Linked DNA regions of Homo sapiens: regions 2 and 3 are each linked to region 1. The links are chromatin contacts, found by Hi-C in ENCODE. All regions are on one chromosome and are shown on one strand. Each heading gives the region's core, a stretch centred on a gene start or an enhancer-like site at or near the end of the contact. The rest is flanking DNA. Distances are from core to core; before and after follow the strand shown.

Region 1 (5,112 bases), core at 1,124-3,623:
CTGCAGTGCAGTGGAGTGATCATAGTTCACTGCAGCCTCAAACTCCTGGGCTCAGGTGATCCTCCTGCCTTGGCCTCCCAAAGTGCTGGGATTACAGATGTGAGCCGCCATGCCTGGCCCAGCTAAGAATTTCAATTAGATAATAAATATGGTAGATTTTACAACCTCTTATCACTTACCTGTTGTGCTGAATAATTAAGGCAAATCGATTAAATAAAAGGGGGCTACACCATGACTACACAACACATCCACAGCAGTACAAGATTAAAGTTTGTACTGACTTTCACTGAATGATATTACTTCTATTACTACAATTTATCAAATACCACCATACCATGTTTTATTTATATCTAATCCTTCCAAAATCCTAGCAAAAATAGGTATTACTTCCATTTTACAGTCGAGGAAACAGAGGGCAAAGAGGAATTTGACAAAGATGACAGACTTTATATGTTTATGTTTATATATGTTTAGTGCTTTACATATAGTTTCCATCATTACATAAACACCATGAGATGGAATACAGAAAGGCTTAGTAATTATCGCAACATCACACAGCTCACAAATAAGAATAGCTAGGATTCAAGCCCATGATGTCTGACTCCAGGAGGCCTGGTGCCCTTACAAGCTGTACTTTATATAAAACATCTTAGTAGAGTGCCAAGGATTTGAACCTGACCCAAATCTGTCTGGCTCCAAAGACTGAGAACTGTTCATGTCTCCTCTTCGTACGGCAGTTAAAATGTGGGAAGCAGACCAAATAATCTCAAAGGTTCTTTCTGTTCAAAATTGCTATGTCTCCATGGATTTTATTATAAGGTTTTGATATGTAAGAAAAAGTTGGTGGGCGGGGGGTGGGGACAGAAACCAAGTTTTTGGGATGCATAACAAAAATAACTTATAGTTACAGCTAACTATATGTCCAAATGTAAGAACACAACAACCCCGTGATAACTATTATTGCTCCCATTTTAAAGGTGAGTTAACTGAAGCATGTTAAGTAAGCCACCTAAGTGGCAGGAAAACTAGCAAAAGCACATACAATTTACATGTAATGTAAACCTGGGCCTTTCGTCTTGCCTCTGACTTAACCAACTTGTTTTGATAGACAAGGAGGAATTCCCATACTCTTTATGAGTTAGATTTTTCTAACTTTAGGTTACAACTCCTTATTCAATTACACGCTTATCCAATAACATATTTGAACTGTGCTTATACTTCCACATGCCTGACATAAGGTAAACTCAGGGATCAGAAGCAAACTTAAAAAGACACAAAAGGGTATAAAAGACCTGATAAGTTATCAGCAACACAGTTCCACCTTTTCTTACACTGTCTCTTTACTGAACAAAAGTTAACGGGGACATCGCTTCTGAGGGAAAGAAACAAAAGCTGCTTCAGATCAAACAAAAAGCAAAACTTACACACAGTACCAATTTATGGCTAGGAGTGGCAGGGTAGAACAGCGTCGGCTTAAATCAGACCTTTTAAAAATAAGCAGAAAGTGATACCGTGGACAGCCTGCCAAATGACGTCACAACTAAAAATCGATTTCTTAAAAAAAAAAACACCTGACATTTTACTCCACAAGAGATCATCCTGCTGCCTGATGAATACAAGAACACTTAACACAACCCCTTTGCTTTTATTATAAGCGGTTTGAACTGGTGTTCCTTCTCCTAAGTCGTAACGCACCAGTTGTCGGGGTAATCCAGACAATAATAGAAGTGAATACAAAACAAACGAACAAAATGACGCTTATTGCCAGGGAACCCGCGCAAAAGCGCCAGACAAAACCCTACCCAGCCTCTCTCGCGAGTCCCAGAAGACAAAGCCGGGTCCCAGCAAGCACTGCGGCCAGGACTACACATCCCAGCATGCAAGGCGCACACTTCTCCCAGCGGGACTACGATTCCCAACATGCTCTCCGGACAGCTGGCCGGCCTCCCCACCATCCCGGTGTCTGGGGTCTCTGCAAAAATGGGGTCTGTCTCCGCCCGCCCAGCCTCCCTTTAGCGTTAAGGATCGGACACCACCTCCCGGTAGTAAATTGTGACTATTCCGAGTTTTGGAGTCATTCTTCGTTGCCTGTTTTATTAGGGCAGCAAAACGCCTGTGGCTAGGGCGGGAGTGGGCGGAGGCAGGTTTGAGCCAATGGCACGGGAGCGGCCCTGTCGCTGCCATGGCAACGGCGGCCGTTCTCCGGGGACCGGCTGCCCATTGGGTAGAATCTTTCCAGAAGGCTCGAGAAGAAGGAAGCGGAAGTGGCACGTGGAGGGGCCGGTGGAGGCGCCGGTGAGTAAATGCCGCAGATTCTGGAAAGTTCTGATCAGTGCGATACATAAGGCTGAGGAAGTGGGACCTCCCCTTTTGGGTCGGTAGTTCAGCGCCGGCGCCGGTGTGCGAGCCGCGGCAGAGTGAGGCAGGCAACCCGAGGTGCGGAGCGACCTGCGGAGGCTGAGCCCCGCTTTCTCCCAGGGTTTCTTATCAGCCAGCCGCCGCTGTCCCCGGGGGAGTAGGAGGCTCCTGACAGGCCGCGGCTGTCTGTGTGTCCTTCTGAGTGTCAGAGGAACGGCCAGACCCCGCGGGCCGGAGCAGAACGCGGCCAGGGCAGAAAGCGGCGGCAGGAGAAGCAGGCAGGGGGCCGGAGGACGCAGACCGAGACCCGAGGCGGAGGCGGACCGCGAGCCGGCCATGTCGGTGGTGGGGTTGGACGTGGGCTCGCAGAGCTGCTACATCGCGGTAGCCCGGGCCGGGGGCATCGAGACCATCGCCAATGAGTTCAGCGACCGGTGCACCCCGTAAGTGGGAGTCTGCGAGGGTGGATGGGAGGAGGTTCTGGGCCCTTAGTGTGGGGACCCAAGATCGCGGGCTGGCTGTACGGATCACCGCGGCAAACGGAGGCGTTTGGGCAGCGGCGCACCCCTCCGTGGAACTAGGGACCAGCGACCCGGCCAGAGGAGGGATGGGGGGCTTGCCATCACAAATTGGAGAAGGGATTGTCTCAGGGATTCACGGGGGTGAGAGGAGTCCCAGAGTCGAGACTCTAAGGGTCGTCACCTTGTGCGGGCTTCCTATTGGGGGTTTTCAAAACCTACTGGGGGTCGGGCTGCGGCAAAGCCCGCAACTTCGCTCCCTTTTCTTGGCAGGCTGCAGCCTGCGCCTTCCGCGGCCGCCCCCGTATCCCCACCCGGCCTCTCTGAGCTGGCTGAGCCGCCTCCAGCTTGTCCTCCTCCCTTCGCGCATATCTTTGCGCACCGCGGAGCGGGGCTGCCGGCCTTTTTCTTCCGCATTGTGAATCTCGAAATGAACTGGAAGCTTCCAGAGCTTGTGTCGCTGCTTGTCCAGTGAGCAGGCGGATTGTTGTTAGCGACCACGGAAGCAGTCCTATGAAAGATTAGCCCACCTCTTTTTACCCAGTCTCTTCGTTGCTAACATTGTTGGCCTTAATGCCCGGGATCATTGTCGAAAGATGTAAACGTCTTTTTTTTTGCTCTTTGCCATTCATGAGGAATTGTAAACCGTATTTTTAAAATTAATTTTGCACAGTTTATTTAAAAGAGAATAAAAATTGCATACTTTTGTGCTAGGACGCCAAAAGAGGATGGATGTCGTCACTGAACTAAATATTCTATAGGAGCATAGGGTGGGCAAAGGGCAACATTTTAAAAAGCAAGTTTCGTGAAGGGATATTTTCGGACGAGAATATATACAAACATATCTGCATGTGCATTGATGAAAACAAATGATTTCATCTCAAGGAAAATACTGTACCTATTAATTTTTTTCAAATGTCCCAAGCTCAGGATGAAAAGTGCAAAATGAAAACATTGAACCTAAAGGTAGAATGAATGACTGGGGTAATACAATTATTTGGGTGCTGAGAACGTTTATGAAAGTTGAGTGGAAAATCTGAGGCAAAATATTTGGCAATGTTAGTAACGTTAGGAAGACTGTTCTGAGCAACCTGTACGTCTACCCCTGCAGATCTAAGTTTGTGTTTTGGTTAAGGTTTTTTTAATTGGAGTTTAGTAAGAAAGAAAACAGTATTTCAGGCTTTCATGCCTAGATACAGTTTATACTTTGTTCTGGTTGATCCAATAAAACAAAGAAAAGCTTTTCAGAGAAGAGAGTGGGAAAAAAAATTGTGTTATACAGGGACTACTGTGTGAAATCAAAGACAACAGGTATGGCCCTGAAAAATGTGAACTGAGGGCAGTATTGGAGTTCCCCTTAATATGTTTGTTAAACTATAATTGTGGTGGATTCTATTGTATCAGCTACTAATTGTTATTTAGTACAATTAATTTGATTCTCCCCTAGGAAAATGAGTAGATCCATTCTGCAAGTGTATGGTTATTCAGAGCTTACAGTGATGCTCTGATTTTGACGGTTTCTTGTCTAGCTTCTGCTTGGACACTTCTCTGGCTTTTAGGATGCTATTTTATTTAACACTTGCTCAGATAATATAGTTTGAGGATGTTTCTATTATAGCAAATTTAAACTTAAGGGTGGTACTTAATGCCCTCAGTATTTTCCCGTTTTGCTCATCTCGTTTACCATTACTCATACCTAAGCAGGTAGGAGTAACTCACCCAAAATTAGATTATATTTGAATTAGTAATCCAGAATTAGATAACTCCTCTAATCCAAAACCTAATTCACTTACCTTCTTCTCACAAGACTTTTTAAGCTAGTCTCTGCTCTGTTATTGTGCGGTTCCATTTCCATGGTGGCTGAGAAGGTTGTTTCACAGTTGTAAGTCACTTTCCATCTCTTCAAAACAGATTTGATGTAACTGATTAGTCACTCCTTTCCCTCGACATTTATATTCTGTTTTGCCATGGTACTTGTTGTGCATCATTTTTTTCTTTCTCCGGCAGAATCTCCCAGATGGGAACCTCTTTGTGCTCTTTAAACTTCAGAGGTGTAACTTGGGTTCATTTGCTTGCGTTTGCATAAAAACTTTTGATTCCTAAAGAAGCCGGTGGTATATCAGAACAAAAGTCGGTATGACAATGACATTTAGATTTGTACAGAGTTGGTGACTGAAAGGTAGAGTCACATCCTATTTTTTGTTAGTCGTGTGTAGGGTCAAATTAATAATACCGT
Region 2 (5,112 bases), core at 905-3,404, 4.9 Mb after region 1:
AGAGTAAAACTTCAACAATAAGTCTAATTAGACAACAACAGAGTCAGCAATATCTCCAGACGCTGATTTCTCCAGTGTCACCAGACTATCCATTCCGCTAAAAAGTACTTTTAAATACGTGCGGCGCCCAGAATATCAAGTTTTCAAATCCAAATCCCTACCTTCTGCCGATCTGTTCCACTTTACTGTTGCATAAAAGCACTAAAATACACATTCTAAATTAATTAGAACTCCTATCTTCCTCGTAGAGTCCATTGTAAATACTTTTAGAAAGACATTTCAGTAAATCTAAGAAAAATGTCCAATAAATATACACTTTCCTTTCCAACATCCAGAATACTAAAGTATTTGTAAATATGCGCCCCCCTACCCCACAGTAGGGAACTTCAGCTTTATGAATTTTTTTTTCGTGCTAATGTAGTCTGAACATACTCTCCTACCTAATTGGAAATTTTAAGTGATTAAACATCATACAGCAGGTGACTAAACTGGGATGCTCAAGTAAAGCTACTTCGTTTCTAATAAAATCCAAGGATTATATAATAAGCTTTGACTTTTCAATAATTTTCTATTCTGTCAAAGGCAACAGAGACAACATCCATTTTACAAGAAAACATGGAGTTAATAAAATATATTTTCCCCCCAACTAAGAATTGCCTTCTCTTTTGTCAATATTACAAGACATTCATCTACTGACAAAGAGAAAAAATGAACAATTCACTTGCCTGTTAAGAAACTAAATTGGAAGCATTACCAGTCATAGGTTTAATTAAGTTGTTACTAGGGAAGAATATTTAAAGCAAAGGGATTATTTAAAGTTCACTGCCAGCCGCTAAATTTGGGGGAAACCGCCTGAACGAGATAGTCCCTATGTCACTTGCCTTCTTCCCCACCACCCACCCTGCACCAAACCCCCATTGTTCTATGTAAAAATTCACAGCTAATAATATCTAAATAGCAATTGCAACATTTATGTTGCAGATGATCACTATGGGGAACTCTCTCCAGAACCACATTCACTCGCTGCCTTCCTTTCCTCAAATAAAATACAAATTTGATAAAAAATCGATCACAAACTGGTGGGGGAAAGGATCACAGCCTTCCTTCTAGACCGATGGATGACACTCCAGAGGCGGGTGAGGAAATCCCCAGAAGGTTACCATAATAAATCGACCAAGGAAAAAAAAAAACAAAAAACATTTAACCCGGCGTTTTAGAACGAATTTTTTCATGAATCAGCTTTGAAATCCTTGAAAAGTATACAGCCCACGGTGCAGAGGCTCATCTTGCCTCTTACCACCAGAGCAGAACACAGACGCGGCACGCAGGATTTCTCGTGGGTTTGGATCCCTCGTACACCACTTCCTCCCCAAACCTGGCTGGCGGAGCCAGAGGCCGGCGTCGAGGAAGTCAGAGCCCGGCACCCCGGCGGCCCGCTCTCCCTCCGGGCTACCTGCCTCGGCCTGCGGGAGCGCCGCCCAGCGCGGACACCGGCCCAGACACACACACTCACCCATCTTTCCTCTTGGCTTTGTAGACGTGACCATAAGTGCCTCGGCCAACTTTGCAGCCCTCGTATTCAAACAGGTCCTCGACCCGCTCCCGCTCGCTGCTCAGCTTCACTTTAAAGTCATAGTCCATTGTCACAGCCTCTGAGGCCGGAGAGCTGGGTCGGGGGGCCGGGGGGCAGGGGTGGGGACCGGGGAAGCACGGGCAGCCGCAGCCCCCGGGAACCCGCCCGCTCTACGCCCGCCGGCCGCAGCACCAGCCCGACTGATGCGGCAAGAGCAGGAGGAGGCCCCGCGAAAGCGCCAGGGACATCCAGGGGGACGGCGGGGCAGAGGCCGGCCGGGGGTGGAGGAACGGGGAGGATCCCCCGGCGAAGGAGAGCCGAGGGACGAGGGCTGGGGGTGGGGAGCGGTGTCTCTGCCCTTGTCCCCGCGGGCTCCCTGGGCGCCGGCTCCGCCGCTCTCTCCGGCCGCGCGTTCTGCTCCTGCTGCGGCGGGAGCGGCGGGGCGGCCAGGCGGGCTCTCGTCCTCTCACACGCGCACTCACGCCTCACGCTCTCACACACACGCTCACACTCACTCACTCACTCACTCTCCCATACACTCAAACAGAAGGGCAGAGCCGCACAACAGCCGGTACCTCCTCAAAGAGAGGAGGAGGGAGGGCACTCGCGGAACACGGCCGCGGCTGTCGCAAAAACGTCGCGAAGCCTCGGGCTGCCTCCGGGCCACACTCTAGCCCGCTCCCGCGGTGGCTGGCCGCCCCTGCTGGCGCTGGCACCCTGAGGACCGTGTGGAGGGAGCAGGGGAGCCACTGCCCAAAGCTGCCGCCAAATGCACCACGTGGAACCAGCCCCAGCGGTGGCCGGGCCCCAGACTACAATACCCAGAATGCACAGGCCGCCGCCGCTGCCGCCCCTTCTACGACTCCGCCCCACACGGTGGGAATATGGGAGCGTTGCATGATGGGACTCGTAGTCTAGGGTGAAATTCGTTTCAATCATTTGGGGAAAATTTATTTTTATTTTTACAGCGATCTAACTAGAGTCTGATTTCAGCCACAAACTTGATCAAAGAGGTGCACGTGGGAAGGAGAGTCGTTTGCATTAGAAACACATTTTGTGCCACTCTGAACTCCAGATTTTAAAGGCCACTATCATCGATAAAAGCCGGTATGATATTTGTAAACAGCTCGCGGGCCAGCAGTTGGGGTACTCTTGGTGTTCACAATCTGATAAGGGCTGCACAATGATGTCAACATACTGACATTACAAGCACCAATAAAAGTGAATCAATGACCAGTGTCCAAGCTACTCCTAAACATTGTTACTCTTGTGACAGATGACCATCCAAACCTTTCCTATCCATATACAGGAAGTATTGAGTACAGTACAGCCTTCTGCGATACTACCTATAAGAACACCAGTTTCTAGCTATGATTACAGAAAGGATCTAAATCCATGGGAACTAGTTTGTTAATAATCTTAAGGTAGCAATATGTCCTGCTTCAGGAGTCCTGGTATCTTGATACTAATCTATCATTTTATCTTACCCCCCTTGTCTATTTTTAATTTTTGGTTTTCCAATTGTTACCATTTCCACTAAAGCTCCCCACTTCCCAAAGGGAATATGAACTTTGCAGTTTTAATGTGAACTTTTTAACACTTTTTTTCCCACCTTTCCTGTGATATTTATCAAATTCCTTTCATCTTTTATTTCCTCTACCTTGCTAGATCCTAAGTTGTTATAGGAAGTCATATTTGCATCTTCTGTAAAACCTAGTGTCATGCCTTGATAATGATGCACAGTAAACACTTGTTAAATTAATGAATGAATAAACATGTTTATCTCAAAAAGATCCATATACCAATGATGATGATGATGATATCATCTTGTGAAAAAGCCTCCAAAGGGCTTTCTCTTATATAATTTTCCTTGGAGAAAATTAGTGACTTCACCACTGTGTAAAATTAAATTGTTTTTACCTAGCATACTATATAAGTATTGAGTATTTTACTATACTGGGTTTGAATCCTGCATTGTCATTTACTAATGTGTTCTTGGAGCCTAGAATTTTTTCTTTGCAAAGTGCAAAGCACAAAACAAATGTAGGCTTTCATTAATGGCATATTATTTGTTTCCATTCAGTGATGAAAATTGGGTAACTCTCTAGCAGAACTGCTCATTTGCATCCTTAAAGAATTACATCATTTTCTGAATATGGATTTAAAAGATTCTTCCTTAGACAATGTATTTTGTATTTTTTGAGGGATGTGTCTTTTGTGCACATATTTACTCATGGATCTTGAGAAATCAAACTACCACACTGGAGGAAAAGTTGTGAAGAGGCATGGGACTCAGCTTGCCCCTACACTGTATCGGGTCCCCCTTCCCCACCTCCTGTACCAATTATACACACTATTCTGGAACACTGAAGGTCTCAGACCTTTTTTGTTTGTCTTTTTGTGTTTTTATTTTGAGACAGGGTCTGGCTATGTCACCCAGGCTGGAGTGCAGTGATGCGATCACAGCTTACTACAACCTTGAACTCCTGGGCTCAAACAATTCTCCTCCCCAGCCTCCTGAGTAGCTGGGACTACAGGCATGTGCCACTACACCCAGCTAAGTTTTTTTTTTTTTTTTTTTTTTGAGAGACGGAGTCTCGCTCTGTTGCCCAGGCTGGTCTTTAACTCCTGGGTTCAAGTGATCCTCCTGTCTCAACCTCCCAAAGTGCTGGGATTACAGGCATGAGCCACATACCTGGCCTCAGACTTTTAAAAATGTACTTTTATACACTGTTTTGGCTGGCTTCACTCTGGGTGAAGGTGAACTCTCCCTGAAGGAATTGAGTGTCCTCACTGTCAACTGAGTATCCTGAATGTCAGTCCTGACTGTCAGTCTTTTCCTGGGGGCAGGAAAAGAAGCTAACCTTGGACTAGGGAAGAGCAAGATCTGCTTTTCTCTTTGAAGCCAGGGTGAGAGTTAGAGGCCTAGACACTAGGTTGGAGGAATATGGTGGTAGGAGGTAAGCTGACCCTGTAAAATGGTATCAGGATGGGGAGCTGAGAAAGAGATAGCCACTAAGGGCCCCTTATAGGAGAGCATGGCTAATGCTAGGAACAGCAGCATCTAATATTTAGTTTTAAGTGTCTCCTTTTGTGTGTTCTTAAGGTTCTTAAGGGCTAAGATGCTTCCTCATACCATCTCTGACCTTTACAGTCCTACCCATCCCCCAAGTGCTTAATTTGGTCATGAAGTCTTTCCCAGTTCTTGCAACTAGATATGACCTTTCTTTATCATGAACCTCTACCCCAGCCCTGGCACCATTGCACTTTATTTGTAACTCATTATAGCTACCTTGTATTTTAATCATTTATTTTATGCGATTAAAAAAATCTGCCCCTTAATAAATTTAGTGACTGAGTTCCTGCCTTAATCATCTATATATCCCCTACAGTTCCAAGCACATATTGTTTGCGTAATTATATTTCATTAGAATGTGTTTCATTGGATTGATTTCAATAAATGTTGAAATGGACATTAATAATAATAAAGGTCTCCACCTGTCAGAGGACAGTCATTGTAAAACATTTAGTATCTTGCC
Region 3 (5,112 bases), core at 712-3,211, 4.0 Mb after region 1:
CCTTGGCCTCCCAAAGTGCTGGGATTACAACAGGCGAGAGCCACTGTGCTGTATTTTTGAGATACTGTTTCAGTCTGTCGCTCAGGCTACAGTGCAGTGGTTCAATCATGGCTCACTGCAACCTGGATATCTCGGGCTTAAGTTATCCTCTTACTTCGCCTCACAAGTAGCTGGGACTATAGGTATGCGCCACCATGCACCACGTATTTATTTTTATTTTTAGTAGAGACAAGGTCTCACTATGTTGCCCAGGCTGGTCTTGAACTCCCTGGTCTCAAGGAAGTTGGAAGCCATCCTCCTGCCTCAGCCTCCCAAAGTGCTGGGATTACAGGCCTGATCCACTGTGCCCAGCCTAGAAATTTATTTATTTATTTATTTTTGAGAGAGTCTCACTCTGTCACCCAGGCTGGGGTGCAATGGCACAATCCCAGTTCACTGCAATCTCCACCTCCAGGATCCAATCTATTCTTATGCCTCAGCCTCCTGAGTAGCTGGGATTACAGGCGTACACTGCTACGCCTGGCTAATTTTTGTATTTTAGTAGAGACGGGATTTCACCACGTTGGCCAGGCTGGTCTCCAACTCCTGACCTCAAGTGATCCACCTGCCTCGGCCTCCCAAAGTGCTGGAATTACAGGTGTGAGCCACCATACTCAGCCTAGAAATTCATTTTAGAAAGGCCTTGTTCTTATATAAACTTATATGTAAAGCCAGTGGCTTTTGTTCCTGTGACATGTTCGGATTAATGGACAAGGAGGCATATGGGTGGTTAGCGGGATGGAGGCAGGTCTAAAATTCTGGCACATCAGACCTGTTTGCTGGAATAGAACAGCAAGTGGGAAGGACAGGATGACCACAGCTATTTATCAGGACGGGCACACAGATGGGCATGGTGACACTCGGACAAGGCCCAGGTAGGCCCTAGAGGTCTAAGATGTAGAAACCCTTGTCCAAACAGGGGGTAGAAAAGAGCAAGAAAGAATTCAGGTGGGTGATGCTTGCAAGTATAGAGAGGAAAGCCCCTGGCTGGGGTATCAGGGCTCTTGGCTTCCATGGAGGCAGGCGCTTGGAGATCCAGTCCGGCTACCATGGGGCTTGGCTATATTCAATCTGCATTCCCCCCCCAAGCAAGCTTATAATGGAATCACTATGGAAACAGTATTCATGTACCAGAAGTCTATTTTTCACTTAAATTTTGTTTGAATGCTTTTTGTTTTTGAGTGCTTTGAACCCTTGAGGTGAGGCATTTCTGATTTTACAGCTCTGCCTGAATTCAGATCCTCAACCCCACTGAATTAGGGGAACCCAGAAAAGTACCCCATCACGAGTTCAATCAGAAAATATCACAAGCTTTCTAACATAATAATTTATGAAGTTATTCTACTCACTTGAACTACTTTCTCAAATAGGAAAAAATAAAGCTGAGCTGCCAGGCATGAAGAACAGGGTGCAAATATGAATTTTATAAAAGGAGAAAGAGGAACTACCCATGCCAGTAGCCAGCACTGCCTAAGGATTTCTCACAGGGCATTTTTCTTGCTTGCGGGCTTCCTGTCTCTGGTAATATCATCATCACTGCTGGCTTGAGATCCTCCCTATTTTGCAGCTCAATGTGCAGATATTTAGAAGCCTATTATAAATTTATCGCCAACAGGCCAACAGGTTTCGCTCCTCTCCTTCCCCCATTACTTATCTTTCTTCTTAATTCAAAGAGTTAAACATGTGTAATTTGTTCTTTGCCTCTTCATTTTTGTTTAATTATTTTGTCTTTTTCTAAGTTGTGTTTGACTCCGGTGATTCATCCAATATACGTAAAAAGAAACAAACCAAGTGCTTGGGACGCATACCCGGGTTATCTTAACTGTGCAGAGCAGGTTTCCTCCCACTCCGCCCGTAGTTACCCAGATCATCGCCTCCGTTTTCTGTTTAGGCAGCGGGGGCTCGCCGTCCCCTCGCCCGCGGTGGGTGTCGCAGCTGGTCCCCTCCAGGGTTCTCCCAGATCGCCGCCGCCACCCCCGCGCCTCCCCGCCGCACCCCTTCCTACGCGGGGGTCTCTGGGTCCCCGGCTCTAGGACCGCAGGGACGCGGGCAGGAGGTGGCGCCCGCCTTCGGTCCTGCCCTCTGCCGCGCGCGGGGTGGGGACGGACCGGAGTTCCCCGGCTCGCGCACAAGGGCCGCGGAGGGGTTGCCGAGGGGTGGGCGGGGCTGCGCCGCCTGGCCGCGCCGCTGCCTGGCAGGCCGGGCATTAGGGCCTCGGCGGAGCCCGCTCCCCTGTGCGCTGGGCGGGGTGGGCGGAGGGCGGCTTCGCGTGCAGGCGCGGGCCCGGAGGCAGCGGCTGCGCCCTGCGCCGGGGCGGAGCCGGGGGCGGGCCGGCGGCCGGCAGGCGGGGGCTGGGGCCCGAGGCCGGGAGTGCCTGAGCGCCGGCGGCGACGACGGCAGCGGCGGCCCAGCGGGCTCGGTGGTTGGGTCCGCGGCGGCTCGGGGTCCGCCCGCGGGCTGCGGTGCGAGCGGGCGGCCCGGCTCCCCTCCTCCCCCGCCCGCCGCCGCCGCTGTGATTGGGTGGAAGATGGCGCTGGCCGGATGGAAATCCTAATGACAGTCTCCAAATTCGCCTCCATCTGTACCATGGTAGGTGGCGGCGAGCGGGCGGCCGGGGCTGCCGGGACCTCTCGGGCGGGCGGGCGGCGCTGGACCCGCCTCTCCCAGTGGCCGCTCGCGGGGCCTAGCGCCGGGGCGGGCGGGCGGGCTGGGCGGCCCGGGCGGCCCGGGCGGGGGCGGTTGGACGGCGCGCAGGCGGGGAGCGCGGGGGTGAGCGGCCCAGGCGGCTGGGGAGGGGGCGCCGCCTGGTGGGCCAGGGCGGCGCGAGGGTAGCGGTGAGTGGGCGACCGTGCCAGACGCGGCGTCGGGCGGGCACCGGCCTCCGGGAGTCCCCGGCTGAACTGCTGGGGTCCGCTCGGGACGCGGGGACGAGGGCCGAGGCGCGCCCGGCCTGTGCCGGGGTGAGGGGTGGGCGCGCGCGAGCCAGAGCGCGGCCCCGGGCCGGGGTCGTCGGGGAGGGGGCGCGGAGCCGCGCGGGCTCCATTTCCTTCTGGTCGCGCGCCGAGCGGGAGGGGTCCCCGGGAGGGGTGGGGGTCGGCGGGCAGGAAGGAAGGGTCTCGGCCGGGGCGGGCAGCGCTCATTCCCGCCTGGGAGAGGACGGAAGTCAAGTGCAGATTTCCTCGCGCCGCTGGCTGGGCCGAGTCCCCGACCCCGCGCTGGGGGAAAGGGGCGTGTGTGAAGGTGGAAACTTTAAATAAGTACTGTTGAAATTCTCTCCATTTTCTCCTCTGAGAGGCACGAGCTCTCCCGTTTCCAGCCGTGTGTCCAGGTGGCAGTCTTGTCTCTGGGAATGCACGTTAATCTTGAAAAGCAGCATTAGCTTTCCTGTCATTTGTTTACTTCAGCCCACCAGACACATCTGTATGTGGCTGGAGCTAGGTCTGTCTGTGCGGGGACCGCCTGCCAAGGCGATGGTATTTGTTTTCCTAGGGCGTTTAAATAGACTGTAAGGGAAAAGTGCTAATGCCCGCTGGAAGTCCCGAATTAAGCAAAACGTGGGCGCGTTTAAAACTTGGTGTTTTGTGCGTGGCCAGAAGGACCACAGTTTTCCACATGATGAGACAAATTCGTTTCATTAGTTCCTCATGAGCTTATATGTAGGGATCATAATTTATGAGTCATCACCGAAAAAAGTTGTTCTTTGCAACGTGGGCCTAGTGGTTGTTATTAGAGACTTCTGAAATCTTGTGTTTCATGCCTCACTGGCCCTATTTATGCAACTGATTTCATATAGGAGATCCCCAAGAAATTTTCCATCTAAGGGTGGTACATTGTATATATTTTTCTTTAAGGAGTGGTGAATCAGATCTGAAAGATGCCTTAAAAAGCAGATTCTCTACTACACGCTGAGGAACAGTACAAAAAATGACTGAAATCAGGTGGACATAAAATCGACAGTATTAAAGAAATCATATTGAAGGATGAATCATTGAAGACTCCATTTCCCAACTGGATGATTGTTCTTTCTCACAGTTTACATTTTAGGAAAGCATTTGTATTAAATGGACTATATTAAAATGATTTTGGAGAATTGTTTGGGCTAATTATTTTTAGATACGCCAATTATTATCTTAGTCAATTTCAAAAGGAATGCGATAATTAGGTCTTTTACAGTGACAATTTTGCCACATGGCTGAGCTACACACATTGTATGGGTCATAGTTCATTGTCAAAGACTAGATTTCAGGAGTGGTGTGATACTCTTTACCGACTGTTCATTCACTCAAGTACTGTATATCAAGTATACACTTAGCAGCCACTAAGTGCTAGAGGCGACGCTGAGTACTGGGGATGCAGTATTGGTCAGGGCAGCCCCTGTTTTCTTGGTGTTTACATTCTTGCTCATGGACACAAACAGTATTCAGGTAAACAATAAATGTATGCTGTAATCAGATTAGGACAGTGAGACACAGGGATTTGCCAGGGTCACACACTTAGTAAGTGGGATTCTGATCCCAAGGATGTCAAATCAGAAGCTCTTTCTAGGGCTTCCATCCAGATACATTAATTACATGTGGGGCGTGTGTATTGTTGGCAAATACAGAAAATGCCTGGCCAAATGAGATCGTTCCAAAGGTACTATTAAAATTGGGTGTGTCTGTATTCATATTTGAATACATTCGAATGTACCCCCAAATAGTGCTGAATATCTCAAAGTAATTTGCAGTCTTATTCTTTAAAGAAAATTGCCATTTGTCCTCTGAGAATCACAAAATTGAAAAGCAAAGATACCTCTTTGGCTTTGTAGGTGCTGTTTTGCTAGGCTTGGAACGCTCCTCCCTGCCACACCCCGTATCCTTCTTGTCTGGCGAGTGTGTGTGCCTGTCTCTTAAGCAGGGAGCCTTACTTGAATAATCCTACCCCTGTCCAACCCGACCCTCCATCCCCTTCATACAGTTTCATGGCATTTTTGTAATCTCAGTAGCACTTATCATACTTACTGTGCAGTAAATTTTTCTTTGAACTCTTACTCAATTGTGAGGGCCTTGAAGGGGAAGGATTATCATTTACTTC

What was found. A loop is a pair of places that touch in the nucleus more often than their neighbours do. Pooled maps may share reads with other maps.
Region 2: a map of B cell shows a loop between it and region 1 (17-fold over the local background). The contact joins the promoter of CDK8 here to the promoter of HSPH1 in region 1. A Hi-C loop is called at or near these places in 5 of 168 maps with a recorded cell type or tissue (B cell, CD4-positive, alpha-beta T cell, CD4-positive, alpha-beta memory T cell and 1 more) and 11 of 50 pooled maps.
Region 3: a map of CD4-positive, alpha-beta T cell shows a loop between it and region 1 (6-fold over the local background). The contact joins the promoter of USP12-DT here to the promoter of HSPH1 in region 1. A Hi-C loop is called at or near these places in 3 of 168 maps with a recorded cell type or tissue (CD4-positive, alpha-beta T cell, CD4-positive, alpha-beta memory T cell and naive thymus-derived CD4-positive, alpha-beta T cell) and 11 of 50 pooled maps.

Annotation. Positions count from the first base shown.
Region 1 is chr13:31,159,165-31,164,276 of GRCh38, reverse strand. HSPH1 (heat shock protein family H (Hsp110) member 1) reads left to right here and starts at 2,373. Exons shown (of 18, transcript NM_006644.4): 1 at 2,373-2,801. The coding sequence starts at 2,695. LOC105370148 (a long non-coding RNA gene) reads right to left here and starts at 1,617. Exons shown (of 3, transcript XR_941825.3): 1 at 180-1,617. RefSeq lists enhancers at 1,747-2,016, 2,247-2,366, 2,497-2,576, 2,188-2,733, 2,734-3,279.
Region 2 is chr13:26,251,171-26,256,282 of GRCh38, reverse strand. CDK8 (cyclin dependent kinase 8) reads right to left here and starts at 2,154. Exons shown (of 13, transcript NM_001260.3): 1 at 1,514-2,154. The coding sequence starts at 1,641. RefSeq lists a silencer at 1,550-2,149.
Region 3 is chr13:27,169,108-27,174,219 of GRCh38, reverse strand. USP12-DT (USP12 divergent transcript) reads right to left here and starts at 1,961. Exons shown (of 2, transcript NR_046548.1): 1 at 1,848-1,961. USP12 (ubiquitin specific peptidase 12) reads left to right here and starts at 2,409. Exons shown (of 9, transcript NM_182488.4): 1 at 2,409-2,628. The coding sequence starts at 2,581. It overlaps USP12-AS1 (USP12 antisense RNA 1), which reads right to left. Exons shown (of 3, transcript NR_046547.1): 3 at 5,085-5,112. RefSeq lists enhancers at 1,633-1,822, 3,323-3,432 and silencers at 1,883-2,522, 2,663-2,712, 2,773-2,862, 2,933-3,002, 3,033-3,082.